2 separate regions of the Homo sapiens genome follow, and region 2 is linked to region 1. A link is an interaction called in ENCODE POLR2A ChIA-PET data of the cell type or tissue named here. Cell type or tissue: HCT116. All regions are shown on one strand. Links, peaks and the distances in the headings refer to the core of each region. The heading gives the core; the rest is flanking DNA. Region 1 overlaps LINC01391 (long intergenic non-protein coding RNA 1391). Region 2 overlaps CEP70 (centrosomal protein 70).

Evidence for each region. ChIA-PET counts read pairs that join two places held together with the same protein. Peaks named below come from ENCODE experiments on the same cell type or tissue, not always from the same donor. Only the 100,000 strongest peaks of a DNase experiment are listed, where the experiment ranks them.
Region 2: POLR2A ChIA-PET joins it to region 1 with 5 read pairs; 2 of 35 experiments call an interaction of 5 or more read pairs at or near these places.

The regions. Positions count from the first base shown.
Region 1 is chr3:138,934,903-138,937,811 of GRCh38, forward strand. It overlaps LINC01391 (long intergenic non-protein coding RNA 1391), which reads right to left. Exons shown (of 3, transcript NR_121649.1): 3 at 287-2,909. Among named protein-coding and RNA genes, the nearest start is that of LINC01391, 7.7 kb to the right of the region's middle. RefSeq lists an enhancer at 1,345-1,639. In HCT116, for the core only: a CTCF peak has its summit at 1,472 (motif pointing right); DNase peaks (open chromatin) are centred at 1,109 and 1,491; H3K4me3 peaks cover 1,417 bases; H3K27ac peaks cover 1,240 bases.
Region 2 is chr3:138,549,522-138,552,430 of GRCh38, forward strand. All of the region lies in intron 6 of CEP70 (centrosomal protein 70), which reads right to left. Among named protein-coding and RNA genes, the nearest start is that of CEP70, 43 kb to the right of the region's middle. In HCT116, for the core only: no CTCF peak of the experiment used is centred there; no DNase peak of the experiment used is centred there.

The sequences.
Region 1 (2,909 bases), core at 248-2,747:
ACACTTTGGTAGGCTGAGGTGGGTAGATCTCTTGAGGTTAGGAGTTTGAGACCAGCCTGGCCAACATAGTGAAACCTCGTCTCTACTAGAAACACAAAAATTAGCTAGGTGTAGTGGCGGGCGCCTGTAATCCCAGCTACCCGGGAGGATGAGGCAGGAGAATTGCTTGAACCTGGGAGGCAGAAGTTGCAGTGAGCTGAGCTGGTGCCACTGCACTCCAAGCTGGACGACAGAATGAGACTTCATCTCAAAACAAACAAGAAAAGAACAACAACAACAAAAAATTAAAAAGAAAGGCTCAACATTTATTGATCAACTACTGATTATATGATTATATATTAACTGATCCAGACGGATCCAGAGAGTGTGGCTTAAGGAGACTTTCCTGGGCCTAAAACAGATAATTGGTGCTGGTGTATAACAAAATTATGGTTCATCCAAAGGATGGATTATTAAGCAATAATTGAAAATCATTTTTCAAAGAATAAGATATGGAGAAAAACCCTATGGCGAAAGGTTTAAACAAGCAGGATACAAAACTGCAAATTTTATGTATATTTGTTAATTATGGAAATTAGGCTTATTTTAATTGAAATATATAAATAAAAGACTGGAAAGATGCCATCGAAATGTTAACCATGGTTACCTTGTGGGAGGAGGGATGGGATTATTGTCGCGTTGGTGTTTTTTGTGCATTTTAATGTTTTATTTTCCCAATTTTCTTCAGTTTCAATTATCTTTGTGAGGGGAAAAGTGAAAATGTTAAAGTCCTAATACATAGCACTGGAAATGCATAGATATGATGACTGAGTAATTTTTACCCCACCCTGTCTAGAATGGATGCAGCAGGCAGAAGTGTCTCTTCGCCTCACTGCCTAAAGTTTATTTCAAGGGCAAGAATGGGGGCCTCTGGAATCAGTTCTGTCTCGGCAGAACCTGAGCTAGGCCTGTGCCGTGCGGGTAGGGAGCAGCCCCTTCCGGTCGTCGAGGCGCTCTTAATTTGGTTGGAGAGACAAGTGCACTACAAGAAACAGAGGCAGCCAAGCGCCTGGGCCACCATCAAGTAAGGTTGAAAAGGGGAGGGCAGGTAGATCGGGACCCGTGGGCGCCAATCAATGCTATGGTGGCGGAGAGTAAAGGGGACGAACACAGCCTGGGGCCATCCCCGGAGTCCCCCAGCGTCCGCCTGTGGCCGTGCCTGGTTGGCCGCGGATCCCGGCGGGCGCCGCAAAGCGGCGGGATTGCCAGCGCAGAGCTCCGGCTCTCTGCCTTGTCCCTGGGTCCGAGCACCGGAGCCTCTGGTGTCTGCGGGGAGAAGTCTCGGATTGAGAAATACGGGAGGGTCTCGTCAGTGGCTGCAGGTGCGGCAGCCACTCTGGGGACCCAGTGAGAATGGGGTCGCCTGGCTCTGCGCGAACCCCTCACGTGGGTGCAGCTCCTGAGCCGCCGAGGGAGGCGGTGGTAATGTCGCCCAGTGCCAGCAGAGGGCAGCCTCGAGGCCGTGAGCCCGAACGGCGACCTCGCCAAACCGCGGGCTCCCTTCCAGCTCCCGGATTCTGCGGGGTAGAGGCGGCCTTGGAGCCCAGAGACCAGCGACCTCAGTCTGCAGGAGCCCGGCGCAGAGGCCCAAGGGCACCCCCGGGATGTGGTCAAGCTACAGCCCTTAGGCAGCCTCACTCTGCGACGGCAAGGGCTTAGAGGGTGGAGGGGGACCAGATGCCTTAGGAGGGGTTAGAAAGCCAACGCACACAGGGAATTTGTTTTCAAGCAACAGATTCCAAGCATGTGGAAACCTTTTAAATGATGCTGGTGAGAGCTATGATAGTTTTCGCATTCTTGGCGAGGGAAGTCGGAGGCTAGTAGCGGGATGGCTCCTGGGCGCGCGGGAGACAGAGGGACCAGCGATCCTTGCTGGGGGCAGAGGGACTGTGGACCAAGGATCCAGACACACTTAATTGGGGATTCCAGTCCCGACTGTGGCCACTCAACTGGCGTTGAACTTGAGCAACTCACTATACCGCTCTAGCCTCCGACTAATCACTTCTGTAAAATGGGCATTGTGGGCTCCGAGTCTCGTAAGGGCGCTAGGGATTCGAGACAGCAGGAATTTCCTCACTGCTCCAGCAACCCTGGGTTCCTGGGTTTGTAGGTGGGCTGAAAGGATCCTTTCATCGCACGTTTGCCTGGCGTGGCTGCTTTAGAGACCGAGGCCCGCCAGGCTTTGCAACCCAGTTGCGCGTGGTCAGCCATGGCCTTGGAACCGCCGGGATCGCCTCAGCGGCACTCCGGCCAGCTCCCGACTTCCCGCCCTGGGCACTAGGGTCACCCAGCTCCAGAAGATAGTGCTTATCAGCACAGGAATTGAGACCCCACACCCGGCGCAGTGGGTCTCCCAGGAAGCCTGGCGAAGAGCCAAGGCCCGCCGGACCTGAGGTCGCCTGGGGCGCTAAACAGACCCATCTATGAGCACATTCGGCCAACACACCCAAGTTCAACAGTGGGCGGGATCTTTGGCTGGCCTCGATCTCTCTCACAGTGTGTGCAAACGGGTACCCATTAGATTCTTTTTGCTTGTTTCCTCATCTGTAAACTTTGAAAGGAGAGTATTTCCCGGGGTGATTCTGAAAATCATGCCAGAACTGAAAAGGCCTGTGTAAATGCGAGGTGTAATGATGACTTATTAGAAGCAGCCAGCCCTGTACGTGCCTGTAGGATAGATGCTAGAACGTTCTACAAATGTGTGCACATACACATCACGTATGTGTGAAGGTGCACACCTGTCCCTAGACACTTGACAAATGCACACACGTATGCGTGTACCTCTGGCTGAGAGCAAAGGGGCTAATACAGGGCTCATACAGGACATCATCCTGCAGTCTTGTGCGTGCACAGTACACACGCGAGCACGA
Region 2 (2,909 bases), core at 196-2,695, 390 kb before region 1:
ACCCATACCCCCATGCCCCACAGCAGCTGCAGCAAGCCCTGCCCAAGGAGAATCTGAGCTCAGACACGCCTAACCCTGGCCCAACATGATGGTCCTTCTCTATCTGCTCTGGTAGCTGAAGACAAAGAGCATATTCTCTTCGGAGTTCTAGGGCCCTGCCTACTGCCTGATCCCCGTTATACTACCACAGCTGATGCACTCTTGAATGTGCCACCTCCTGGCAGGAGGTCAACCAGTGTAAAAATAGCGCATTAAACAACCAAAACTAAAAATCCTCACAGAGTCCATTTCACTCCCATGCCACTTCCACCAGAGCAGGTGCTGGTATCCACTGCTGAGAGACATGAAGACGGTTCACATCAAAGGACTCTGTGCAGATAATCCCCAGTACCAGCCTGGAGCCTGGTAGCCCTTCTGGGTGGTTAGATCCAGAAGAGAAATAACAATCATTACAGCTCAGCTCTCAGGAAGCCACATCCCTGGAAAAAGGGAGATAGTATTACATCAAAGGAACATCCCGTGGGACAAAAGAATCTGAACAGCAGCCTTGAGCCCCAGACCTTCCCACTGACATAGCCTACCCAAATGAGAAGGAACCAGAAAAACAATTCTGATATGACAAAACAAGGCTCTTTAACACTCCCCAAAAATTACACTAGCTCACCAGCAATGGATCCAAACCAAGAAGAAATCCCTGATTTACCTGAAAATAATTCAGAAGGGTGATTATTAAGCTAATCAAGGAGGCACCAGAGAAGGGTGAAGTCCAACTTTTAAAAAATTCAAAAAATGATACAAGAAATGAGGAGAGAAATCTTCAGTGAAAAGATTGCATACATTTTTTGTTGTTGTTGTTTTTGAGACGGAGTTTCGCTCTTGTCACCCAGGCTGGAGTGCAATGGAGTGATCTTGGCTCACTGCAACCTCCGCCTCCCAGGTTCAAGCTATTCTCCTGCCTCAGCCTCCTGAGTAGCTGGGATTACAGGCATGTGCCACCACGCTTGGCTAATTTTGTATTTTTAGCAGAGATGAGATTTCTTCATGTTGGCCAGGCTGGTCTCAAACTCCTGACCTCAGGTGATCTGCCCGCCTCAGCCTCCCAAAGTGCTGGGATTACAGGCATGAGCCACCATGCCTGGCCAATTGCATAAATTAAAAAACAATCACAACTTCAGGAAATAAAGGACAAAGAGAAAGGCAAAATGTTCTGGAAAGTCTCAGCAATAGAATTGAATAAGCAGAAGAAAGAACTTCAGAGCCTGAAGACAAGCTTTACGAATTAACCCAATCCAACAATGACAAAGAAAAAGAATAAAAGAAAATGAACAAAGTCTCCAAGAAGTTTGGGATTATGTTAAACGACCAAATCTAAGAATAGTTGTCATGCCTGAGGAGAAGAGAAATCTAAAAGTTTGGAAAACGTCTCTGGGGGAATAATTGAGGAAAACTTCCCCAGCCTTGCTAAAGACCTAGACATTCAAATACAAGAGGCTCAAAGAACACCTGAGAAATTCATCGCAAAAAGATTGCCTAGGCACATTGTCATCAGGTTATTTAAAGTCAAGACAAAGGAAAGAATCTTAAGAGCTGTGAGGCAAAAGCACCAGGTAACCTATAAAGGAAAACCTATAAGATTAACAGCAGATTTCTCAGCAGAAAACTATAAGCTAGAAGGGATTGGAGCCGTATATTTAGCCTCCTTAAACAAAACAATTATCAGCCAAGAATTTTGTATCCAGAGAAACTAAGCTTCACAAAGGAAAGATAGTCTTTTTCAGACAAACAAATGCTGAGAGAATTCACCACTAACAAGCCAGCAATACAAGAACTACTAAAAGAGCTCTAAATCTTTAAACAAATCCTGAAAACACATCAAAACAGAACCTTTTCAAAGCATAAATGTCACAGGACCTATAAAACAAAAATACAATTAAAAAAATCTGGCTGGGTGCAGTGGTTCATGCCTGTAATCCCAGCACTTTGGGAGAACGAGGCAGGTGGATCACCTGAGGTCAGGAGTTCAAGATCAGCCTGGCCAACATAGTGAAACCCCGTCTCTACTAAAAATACAAAAATTCACCAGGCATGTTGGCGTGTGTCTGTAGTTCCAGCTACTCAGGAGGCTGAGGCAGGAGAATCACTTGAACCCAGGAGGCAGAGGTTGCAGTGAGCCGATATCCCGCCACTGCACTCCAGCCTGGGTGACAAGAGTGAAACTCCATCTAAAAAAAAAAAAATAAAATAAAACAAAACCCAAAGTATACAGGCAAAAAATAGCATGATGAATGGAATAGTACCTCACATCTTGATACTGATGTTGAATGTAAATTGCCTAAATGCTCCACTTAAAAGATATAGAATTGCACAATGGATAAGAATTCACCAATCATCTGTTGCCTTCAAGACACTCAACTAACATATAAGGACTTACATAAATGTCAGGTAAAGGGGTGAAAAAAGACATTCCATGCAAATGGACAAAAGCGAGTAGGAGTAGCTATTCTTATACCAAACAAAACAAACTTTAAAGCAACAGCAGTTAAAAAACAGACAAACAGGGACATTATATAATGATAGAAAGCCTTGTCCAACAGGAAAATATCACAATCCTAAATATATATGTACCTAACCCTGGTGTTCCCAAATTTATGAAACAACTACTACTAGACCTAAGTAATGAGATAGACAGCAACACAATAATAGTGGGGGACTTCAATACTCCACTGACAGCACTAGACAGGTCATCAAGACAGAAAATCAACAAAGAAACAATGGATTTAAACTATACCCCGGAACAAATAAACTTAACAGATATTTACAACACATTCTACCCAACAACTGTAGAATATACATTCTATTCATCAGCATATGGAACTATCTCCAAGATAGACCATATGATAGGCCACAAA